2 separate regions of the Homo sapiens genome follow, and region 1 is linked to region 2. Evidence: chromatin loops called from intact Hi-C (ENCODE). Cell type or tissue: PC-9. All regions are shown on one strand. Links, peaks and the distances in the headings refer to the core of each region. The heading gives the core; the rest is flanking DNA. Region 1 overlaps RSAD1 (radical S-adenosyl methionine domain containing 1). Region 2 holds the start of LOC124904029 (a long non-coding RNA gene).

What was found. A loop is a pair of places that touch in the nucleus more often than their neighbours do. Peaks named below come from ENCODE experiments on the same cell type or tissue, not always from the same donor. Only the 100,000 strongest peaks of a DNase experiment are listed, where the experiment ranks them.
Region 1: it touches region 2 in a loop (7-fold over the local background); 5 of 110 quality-filtered maps call a loop at or near these places.

What each region holds. Positions count from the first base shown.
Region 1 is chr17:50,484,802-50,490,171 of GRCh38, forward strand. It overlaps RSAD1 (radical S-adenosyl methionine domain containing 1), which reads left to right. Exons shown (of 9, transcript NM_018346.3): 9 at 1-1,173. The coding sequence ends at 60. Among named protein-coding and RNA genes, the nearest start is that of RSAD1, 8.6 kb to the left of the region's middle. In PC-9, for the core only: no CTCF peak of the experiment used is centred there; DNase peaks (open chromatin) are centred at 2,650 and 3,190.
Region 2 is chr17:50,948,144-50,953,460 of GRCh38, forward strand. LOC124904029 (a long non-coding RNA gene) reads right to left here and starts at 3,388. Exons shown (of 2, transcript XR_007065849.1): 1 at 2,810-3,388; 2 at 910-2,609. RefSeq lists a silencer at 2,205-2,499 and enhancers at 2,370-2,896, 3,537-4,038. In PC-9, for the core only: CTCF peaks have their summits at 2,362 (motif pointing left) and 2,563; DNase peaks (open chromatin) are centred at 288, 2,698 and 4,118; H3K4me3 peaks cover 445 bases; H3K27ac peaks cover 2,959 bases.

The sequences.
Region 1 (5,370 bases), core at 191-5,190, 460 kb before region 2:
CTGCCTCAGCTCCAAGAAGCCTGGCAGCAGAGAACCCCCTCCCCTGTGCCAGGAGGATGACAAAAATGTTCCTGTGTTCCAGGGTAATGCCAGGTGGGTTTTGAGAGCTGGGTCGGTACTGCAGACATCTCTTCTCCGTTGTCGGGTGCCGTCTCTGCTCCTTGTGGTTATTGCTCAGCCCTGGCATCCCCAGGGGAATGGCAGCAGTGAGGTAGATGGGAGGACATTTCTGGTCAGGGAACTGGCATCCCATTCAGCATCTCAGGACTCACAGGCCAACATGTGTTCCATGGCTGGGAATTGCCTACCACCCACATCAGCTTCTGTTTACCTTTTTGGCATCAAATAATGAACAGTGTTTGGAAATCTTTCTACAGGCAATTACCTCCCCAAGAGAAGCCTTCCTTATTTTGGAGTAAGGTCCTAAGATAGCTGGATGAATCAGGAAAACCATGTCCCCTCTAGGTATTATTAATATAAGCAGGAAGGGATCTACTATAGGAATGAAGTATTTATAAACCACTGAAAGGGATAGAGAAGTGAACATTGGAGAAAGCCAGTAGCAACTGTGAGAAATCAGCAACTTGCAGGAGGCACAGAAAACTCCTGCTGATGGTCTCAGCTTCCAGCAGCACAAAAGCAGATGATGTACTGGAAAATGCTCAGAAGATGCTACAAAACCTCATGCCTACTGTCTGCCACTGCTGGAGAAGGAATCATGGTTTCTAGAAGTGCCTCTCATTAGTGGACTTTAAAGCAAATCCTGGCTGGCAGGAAATTCTGAGGAATATAGCTCTTAGGCTTCCAGCCTCTACCATGCAGGAGAGAACACAGAAGGACTGATGTATGTTGGTGGATCCATGTATGTGTCCAGCACAGCGGCCTGCTGGACTCTGAGAACTGGGAAAGATCAGAGCAAGCCTTGCCTCTTATCTTCGGGAAACCAGAATATGTTTGGGGTGGTAGGAGCCACACAGACTCTTCTGAGCCCCCTCACTCACTTCCTTCCCCCTGTGCCTTTCCTTTGAGAGTGAAGGTGGGTGGAGTTGACCAGAGAAAGGGGAGAGAATTCGGGAAAGACCCAAAGTGTTTGTAATTCTTCTTTGTCCTTTTACCTACAGAAATGGTCACATGGTTCTATTTAAATAGCCTAATAAACACATCTGGAGCCTGTCTTGACTGTGGTCCTCTCCTTTGAGCTCCTTCCTAGAGCGTGGAATCCTGATTTTGGGACTAGAACCTTAGCCTAGGGCTGAGATTCCTTCCCCCGCTCCCTACATTTTATTTTGAAGGATTTCAGACCTACAGAAAAGATAAAAGAATAGTTCATTGGAAGCCATATATCCTTTGTCTACTATGTAACTATAAAGTCTGGAAATAGGCAAATATTCATAATGCCATCAAGAACATCTTCAATCTATTGAAAAATATGATAGGCCAGATGGGGTGGTGCATGCCTATAATCCCAGCACTTGGGGAGGCCAAGACGGGAGAATCACTTGAGCCCAAGGGTTTGAGGCCAACCTGGGCAACATAGCAAGACTCTGCTTCCAAAAAAAAAAAAAAAAAAGTTTCCATACTTTGTGGTTACCCTATAGATTCATCAATTGTTAATTTTTGGCCACATTTACTTCATCTTTAGATAAATATGTCTGTATAATTTTTTTTCTGAATAATTTAAAAGTTGTAGACATCAGGCCAGGTGCAGTGACTCACACCTATAATCCCAGCACTTTGGGAGGCCGAGGCAGGTGGATCACTTAAGGTCAAGAGTTCAAGACCTGCCTGGCCAACATGGCAACACCCCTTCTCTACAAAAAAGAAAAAAAAATACAAAAATTAGCCAGGCGTGGTGGCACGCACCTGTAGTCCCAGCTACTCGAGAGGCTGAGGCAGGAGAATCGCTTGAACCTGGGAGGTGAAGGTTGCAGTGAGCTGAGATTGTGCCACTGCACTCCAGCCTGCGACAGCGAGACACCGTCTCAAAATAAATAAATAAATTCATTAGCTACATACAATCATTGTAGATAATTTTAACCTTTCTCCATTAAAAAAGAGCTTTCCATTTTTTAAAGGGCTGATACTTTTTTTTTTTTTTTTTTTGAGACAGGGCTTCACTGTGTCGCCAAAGCTGGAATGCCATGGCATGACCACAGCTCACTGCAGTTGTGACCTTTCAGGTTCCAGTGATCCTCCCACCTCAGCCTCCCAAGTAGCTGAGACTACAGGTGTGCACCACCATGCCTGGCTAATTGTTTTTTTGTAGAGATAGGGTCTCCCTATATTTCCCAGGCTGGTCTCAAACTCCTGGGCTCAAGTGATCCTCCCACCTCGGCCTCCCAAAGTACTGGGATGCAGATGTGAGCCATTGTGCCTGGTGAAGGGGTGATACTCTTAACCTGGAAGTTGTATGTTATATGTGTGAGACAGAGGGAGTGGGGAGGGGCATTTTCCTGGGAAGAGGCTCCATAAGTTTCATACCTTATGTCATAGGGTACCATGATGCCAGAAGTAATCTAGTACCACTGCCAAATGAGGCATGCTAAGCTCAGCCTCTAGCTGAGTGACTAAGAATGGGGCCTCCCCACCTCTCAGGTAAGCACGTGCGTTTCCCATGTGCCCAGTGGGTGTGAATATCAGTCCTTCCTTGACCCTGTGGTAATATGGTAAGTGTTACTACCTCTCCTTTATTCATGAAATATTAAGCAAGCACAAATGGTGTGCCAGGGACTGCACTGGGCAGCAGGGAGGAACAAGACCTGTCTTGGCCCTCGAGGCACTCACTGCCATGTTGATAGATGTGTAAAGAGATTAATTCCAGGCTTGTCAGTCAAGGTGTGCAGGCAGGTCGTTGGAGCCAGGGGCACGTTTGGTTCAGAGGGACTAGGAGCAGGACAGGGGATACCCTTTTCTTACCACCTCCATTGCCCCTGCTGCCCTGGAAAGCCTGGCCCTGGGGCAGCCTGTGGGGTCACCCGTGCTGCTCGGGGAGCTGTTTCCTGAGACTTCCCCTGATCTTGACATTCAAGAAGCGAGCACGGGGCCGAGGCAGGTGCGCCATCAGATAACCTGGGACCACTCAGGTTTCTCCCAGCTGCCAGGGCTCGTGCCACTTGAGACATCCGGGCGCTCCCTGCCAGGACACCTCATAAGGCCCGTGCAGAGGAGCTGGGTAGGAGCCAGGGCCAAGTCGGGGTGGCACAGATCACCTTCTGTGACTCAGTCTGGTCTTTCCTTCACCAGATGAATCAGAAGCTCCCGGAGGTGGAGCCCCAGAATCTAGTTTTTCAATGCTCATACATGGCCCTAATGATCATTCCCTTTTGGGAACCTCTGATTACAATCATTTCTTGCCTTCCATGCCAGGAGGCTGGGGGCAGGAGGAAAGGGAGACATGGCTATTTCCAGTGTCCTGTGACAAAGTGGGAAGGGGGGCCTTCATTTCACATCCCAGCCCTTCCATGACTCATCCATCAGGGGGCTTCTCCTCCTCCATAGTGGGACCTGGCTTGTCATCTTTTCACCTGCTCTACATGGATGCAAGTAAAAGGGGTGAACAACCCCCTTTGGTGATGAAGTTGGGGACATATAGTACATGTGGGTATGTGGTTACAGCTTGAAGCACCAAACCCTCTGTGTGCAGGCAGAGCACTGATCATTTGAAAGCCCTCCAACTGAGCCACCCCTCCCTGCTGCCGAATTGTGTGAGGTCAACAGGACAGCTCTTTTCATTTCCATCTTACAGATAGGGACATTCATGGAGGCCCTCTAACTCGACTCAAGTCCTATAAGCAGTAAGCAGAAGGCCCGGTATAACACTTCTGGGCATCCAGAACTTTGTGTCCCATCGTTGTTTTCTCCTTGCTGTAGGTCCAGGTCAAGTGGTCTTCCTCTTAAATTAGGCAAAGTCCAGACCTCTCAAATTTAGGGACAGGGAGGGTGAGGGTCTCACTGTGTCCCCCAGGCTGGAGTACAATGTTACAATCACAACTCACCGCAGCCTCAAACTCCTAGGCTCAAGTGATCCTCCCACATCAGCTCGCCAGCCCCTTGTAGCTGGCATCATGCCTGTGAGACCGCTCACTTCTCCTCTCACATCCTTCTGCAAAGAAAAGAACTTTAAATAATAGAATGAAATCACTTGTGTGGTAGATTGTATCATGTCCAAAATGTTTGCTACCCCTCCTTGGCATGAGCCTCACCTGAGGGCCTGGGGAGGATTATATACCCCTACCTTGTTGAACCTGGAAGGGCCACGAAACTTGCCTGGCACTGGTTGTAAGAGCCGGTGGGTGGTCCATCAGCTCTCTGTTGCAGTGACCTGCAATGTTCACATGGAGACTGTTTTGTCAGCCTAGGTCCCAGGGTGAAGAGGATGGTCAGAGCAGCCAGCCACAATAGACATGAAGAGTAGAGAGAAATTAACCCCTGCCATTGTAGACCAGTAGACTTTCCAGTTGTTGCTGCACCATATTTGAGACTAAACTGTCTGATTCAGTTTGTAATCCCACCATTCAAAGATTAGCCATTGTTAAGATTGTGGTGTGTATCTTAGCAGAAATTCTGATATGCAAATTAATGTATTTAGATACACAATCTTACAAAAATGGGATAATACACATCTTGCTTTGAAGCTTTATTGTCTTATCTAATATGTACTAAGTGTCTTTCCATGGTAAATTTATATCTAGATCCAATTTTTCAGTGTTGGGATCACAGTATGGCTCCATAGTGTACTAATGCATGGTTATGCCAAAAAATGTTGTTTTCCCAGTTTCTTTTCTTTTCTCTTTCTTTCCTTCTTTCTTTCTTTTCTTTTCTTTCTTTTTTTTTTTTCATCTCTGTCACCCAGGTTAGAGTGGAGTGCAGTGGCACAGTCATGGCTCACTGCAGCCTCAACCTCCTGGACTCAAGCAATCTTCCCACCTTAGCCTCCTAAGTAGCTGGAACCACCACACCTGGCTAATTTTTAAAATTTTTGTAGACAGGGTTTTGCCATGTAACTCACGTTGCTTTTGAACTCCTGAGCTCAAGCAGTCCTCCCCCGTTGGCCTCCCAAAGTGCTGGGATTACTGGGGTTACAGGTGTGAGCCACCGCCCTCAGCCTCCAGTTCCTTTTTTTTTTCTTTTTTTGAGACAGAGTCTTGCTCCCTTGCCCAGGCTGGAGTGCAGTGGCGCAATCTTGGCTCACTACAACCTCTGCCCCCCAGGTTCAAACAATTCAACATCAACCTCCCAGGCTCAAGTGATCCTCCTGCCTCAGTTCTCCACCCCTTTGTAGCTGATACTACAGATACACACCAGCGTGCCCAGCTAATTTTTAAATATTTTTACAGAGATGCAGTCTCACTATGTTGCCCAGGCTGGTCT
Region 2 (5,317 bases), core at 1-5,000:
CAGACCAGCACCTTCCACAGCAGAGACCCCCTCCAAGGAGCGGGCGACGTGTGACTTCCCCATGGGTGGACTCTGGGCTGCAGTGATCGGCTAGCGGTGCCATCTTTAGTCTGGGAGCTGTGTGAAGCCTGCTCCCCACCTTCCCCCTCCTGCAAATATTGGGGGAGGGGCATGGAGGACAGGAAGATAGAAGCAAAAGTGGCAGTGACCGGTGCATGAGAGATTGGGAGATACGTGCTGGGGAGGGGTTCCCCGGAGCAGAGCTGGCTGCCCTTGGCACTGGGCCCAGGCGGAGGAGTGGCAAGACCAACAGTTCCTGGAGCACAAGTCCCTCAGCCGGTGCCCAGTGCCAGCCATCGCCATGTTCTCATCTGCCAGCAGCAAAATGAGAAAAATAAGGACAATATAGTGAGGTTTTACTAAAGCTAGGTTTACTCAATCCAAAAGACTGTCCTTTTATCTGAGCTTTGTATTTTCAATCGTGTGTGTGTCTGTGTGTGTGTGTCTGTGTCTGTGTGTGTCTGTGTGTGTGAGCACAAAAGGACCTTTCCTTTGACATTTCCTTTTAATGACCTCAAACTCAGCAAAATAAAAAAACTGGTGACTAGCTGGTGTGGTGGCTCATGCCTGAAATCCCAGCACTTTGGGAGGCCGAGGTGGACAGATCGCTTAAGGCCAGTAGTCTGAGACCAGCCTGGCCAACATGGTGAAACCCCATCTCTACTAAAAATACAGAAATTAGCTGGGTATGGTGGCGGACGCCTGTAATTCCAGCTACTCGAGAAGCTGAGGCACAGGAGTCGCTTAAACCTAGGAGGCGGGGGTTGCAGTGAGCTGAGATGGCACCACTGCGCTCCAGCCTGGGTGACACAGCGAGGCTCTGTCGCAAAAACAAAACTGGTGACGACGTCAGATCCTAAATTTTTTTATTTTTTTGAAATGTTAGTGATGTGAGAAATCCGAAAGGCTGAGACCCACTGGGCTAGCTTGTACGTGGCTCTGGGTGAAACCTGGCACAGGGGGGCAATGTTTTTTAATTGAGGGATGAATCTAAACAGCTGGAAGCTTCTCCCGGGGGGAGGAGGGGCTGGGTTCTTGCCCAGACTCAGCCCCTGAGGCCCCAGCCTAGGCATCCCCAGGAAACCTGAGCAGAAGGAACATTCACGTAACTGTACTGGGAATTCTGAGAAGGGCCTAGGGGCCAGTTCCCCATGCCACACACCCTCTGCTCATCCCTGACCGGGAGCCGCGAGGCAATCTTCCCTTAAACCCCACCTCGGCCTCCCCCAGCACCCCCAAGGCTGGTTCCAAAATAGTCCAGGCCCTTGGAGGAGACATCATGGGTCGGGCTGGCTGCCTGTCCCGAGAGGACATGGCAATAACGCTGTGGCCGAATATAGAGGGACAGTAGACGCTGACAGGGGCCCTGGGGCCTGGGAGCCTCGCAGGTTCCACGGTGCCTGCTCCACCCCCATCCCTTCTGAGCCCTGCACCCCCTAACCTGGACAGCTGGGAGGCTGGCGCCCCTCTCCTGGCCCAGCCCGGCCCACCTGGGGACAGGTCCGAACAAGCCCAGGTAGAACAGGAGGCCGGCCTAGGAGGGCCCAGGGCCTGGGCTGGGCATGAGCTTGGGGCCACCTCTCTCTAGGGACTCAAAGCATTTTATAAGCTTAACTTCCCACAGGACATCCCGAGATCAGGAGACCAAGAGGAACCGGGGTGTCTGCTGCAGAGCCACTCCTGCTCTCTGTTCTCAGCTTCCGAAGGAGAACAGGGCCATAAAGCTGGGGTGTGGGAGGCTGAGAGGAGAGCAGGAAGCCAGTCCAAACCCCAATAAACTGCTGGTTGAATCGAATCACAAATAATTAGTCCCGATGGCCAAGACTGCCTCCACCCTCCTCTCCTGGGAATTAAAAGTCAAAGGGCAGAGCTGCTGACGCAGATGCCAGGGGAGACATGAGGCTTGGAACAGCTGGGACTCAGCTCCCAGGCTCCACTGCCCCAGGTCGCAGGCCCTGGTTGCCCCGGTTGCCCCGGACACGATGTCCCCCAGGCAGGCCCCTAGAGCTTCATTGCCAACTCAGGGAAGGGGGCTCTGCTCCCTCACCCTTCCCCTGGTGCTACGTCAACAGAACTAGATTCAAGGTTAATCAGGCTGCCCTGAAAACTGTTGCCAGATGACAGCCTGGAAGAAGCAGTTGCCAGCCTCTCTCCCTCCCACCCCTGTAAGAGGAGGAAGAGATCTCTGCCTCCCTGTCGAGGGGGAGCCTGGCTCCCTGAAACCCACTGCGCCCCTTCCCCTAGGTCGGCCTTGCCGCAGGCACCCCCTGGACGGCTGCACCAGGTCTGCGCGCCAGCGGTGACCCCCAGTGGTCAGTGCAGGACTTGAACCTGAGCCGTGGGCATGGCTGCTGCAGACTCATCACTGCAGCCTCAGCCCACAGCCAGTGACTTGGGAAGCCTTGCCGTGTGAGTGGTTTGGGGATTTGATCTTGGTAAGGCTGTTGCTGGCGTTTAGAGGTACTTCGTAGGTGCTGATTTTTCCTAATTGAACTGTGGCTGGATCTTGGCCTAAAGGTCCCACTGTCAGCAAATCCGTGTCCACATGCCTAAGAATGAATTCATCATCTTCTAGCCCTAAACCGGCTCCTCCTCCTGACTTCCCTATTTCTATTAATAGCACCGCCACCCTCCAAACCTCCGAGTCATCTTCAGCCGCTCCCCACACTGGGCGGGGTGCCTGATCTTGCCCCTCCTCCCTCCGCAGGTCACCCTTGCATTACTCTCCTGGACACTCGTAGCCTCTCACCTGCGTCACTGACATCCTCAACGATGCTGCTGGGTCAGACCTGGGCAGGGGACCCACCCCTCTTCCACTTACTGGCCTCGCGACCCTGGGCAAGTTACTTAAACTCTCTGAGTCTCAGCTTCCTCAGCTGTAATGTGAGGCTAATAATCACAGCCCCTCTCTCCTAGGGCATTGCATGAATTAAATGATAGGCTGGGTGTGGTGGCTCATGCCTGTAATCCCAGCACTTTGGGAGGCCCCGGTGGGAGGATCACCTGAGGTCAGGAGTTCCAGACCAGCCTGGCCAACATAGTGAAACCCCGTCTCTACTAGAAATACAAAAATTAGCCATGCCTGTAGTCCCAGCTACTCCGGAGACTGAGGCAGGAGAACCGCTTGAACCCAGGAGGCGGAGGTTGCAGCGAGCTGAGATGTGCCACTGCACTCCAGCTTGGGCGACAGAGCCAGACTCCATCTCAAAAATAAATAAATAAATAAATAAAATAAAAAAGAATTAAATGATAGAATGGACATGAAGACCCTATCACGTAAGAAATGCTCGGGCCGGGCGCGGTGGCTCACGCCTGTAATCCCAGCACTTTGGAAGGCCGAGGCAGGCGGATCACGAGGTCAGGAGATCGAGACCATCCTGGCTAACATGGCGAAACTCCATCTCTACTAAAAATACAAAAAAATTAGCCGGGCGTGGTGGCGGGAGCCTGTAGTCCCAGCTACTCGGGAGGCTGAGGCAGGAGAATGGCGTGAACCCAGGAGGCGGAGCTTGCAGTGAGCTGAGATCGTACCACTGCACTCCAGGCTGGGTGACAGAGCGAGACTCCGTCTCAAAAAAAAAGAAATGCTCAATGGGTATGGATTATTAGAAATCATCCAGTCCAATGCTCTCATTTTATAAGCAGGGAAACTGAGGCCCACGTGTCTTTACAACATGCTACAAAGCCAGGGACTTGGAAGTTCCTGAAATCTTGAAGCTCTTCCACTCCCCTCCTCCACCATCACGGCATTCTAGAACTCAGAACAAAAGGCCAGCTCTTGAGTCCTCTGGGCCCCTTCCTCTGCTTTCAGGGGCAGGTATGCTTGGGTAAGTGTGGTGGTCACTCAGTCACAGGAAGTATGTTCTGGGATGGGACAACCACAGCTGGTATCCAGCCAGCTGAGTCAGGGCCACCCATCTGCAAGGTGATGAGTGAGGCTCGGCACGTGGGCTGGCACAGCTGCCCACCTCAGGGCACACAGGGGCGTGCTCACATGGCAGCTGTCCAAAAAGGGCAGATGTCTCTGCCTTTGGCAATCCCGCCTTCACCTCCCTCTCCCCACACACACCGCACCCCAGTCACAGGGTGATCACACAGGGGTCAGAGGAAGGAGGGCAGGCTGATTCAGCCTCTTCCCATCTGGTTCTGCTTCCCTGTGGGCAGGTGTCCTTAATATTCTCTCCATGAATGAGCACCTGGTACCCACAAACTCCTTGAAATTGAAGGTAGGAGCCTTGTTCCAGGATAAGGATCATATAGCTGTCATCAGATTTCAAAAAGGATTTTACTCCCAAAAAGGCAATAGGAAGAAAAGCAAGTGGGCTGGGCGTGGTGGCTCATGCCTATAATCCCAGCACTTTGGGAGGCCGAGGCAGGTGGATCACCTGAGGTCAGGAGTTCGAGACCAGCCTGGCCAACATGGTGAAACCCCACCTCTACTAAAAATACAAAAATTAGCCAGGCATGGTGGCACGAGCCTGTAACCCCAGCTGCTTGGGAGGCTAAGGCAGGAGAATCACTTGAACCTGGGAGGCAGAGGTTGCAGTGAGCTGAGATCATGCCACTGCACTCCAGCCTGGGCAACACAGTGAGACTCTGTCTCACAAAAAAAAAAAAAAAGAAAAGAAAAGCAAGTGGACAGGCTTTAGAATTGGATGATCCAGGTTCAAACAAGGGCCCATCCTGGAGTCCTTGGCACTTACTGTCTACGACAATGGTTCTCAAGTAGGGACGATTTTGCCCCCTAGGAACATGTCTGGAGAAATTGGGTATGCTACCGGCATTTAGTGGGCAGAGGCCAAGGATGCTGCTATGTATCCTATAATGCACAGGGCAGGCCACACAGCAAAGAAGCACCCAGCCTCACATGTCAGTACTAGTGAGGTTGAGAACCGCTGGTTGAGGTGTCCTGTCAAATGGGGAAATCTGTGCCCCACAGCCGCCTTGGGGATTAAGGCAGGCAATGGATGAGGAACCCAGGACTGGGCCCAGCACACACTCCACAGTTGCATGGGATTCTCCTCTCCTAAGGACTTTTTGGCCTGGGACATGGTAGCTAGCGGGCAGAGGTGGAGTAGGCACATATTTTGGCTTTCACGAGAGAACTTTCTGAAATGATCTTGATGCTCCTGTCCCACCCAGCTCATGGCACAGTTTCTCTAGAACAATCCCATGCTCATTTATCAACAAGGAAAACCCAGGCATGGTGGCTCACACCTGTAATCCCAGCACTTTGGGAATCTGAGATAGGAGGATC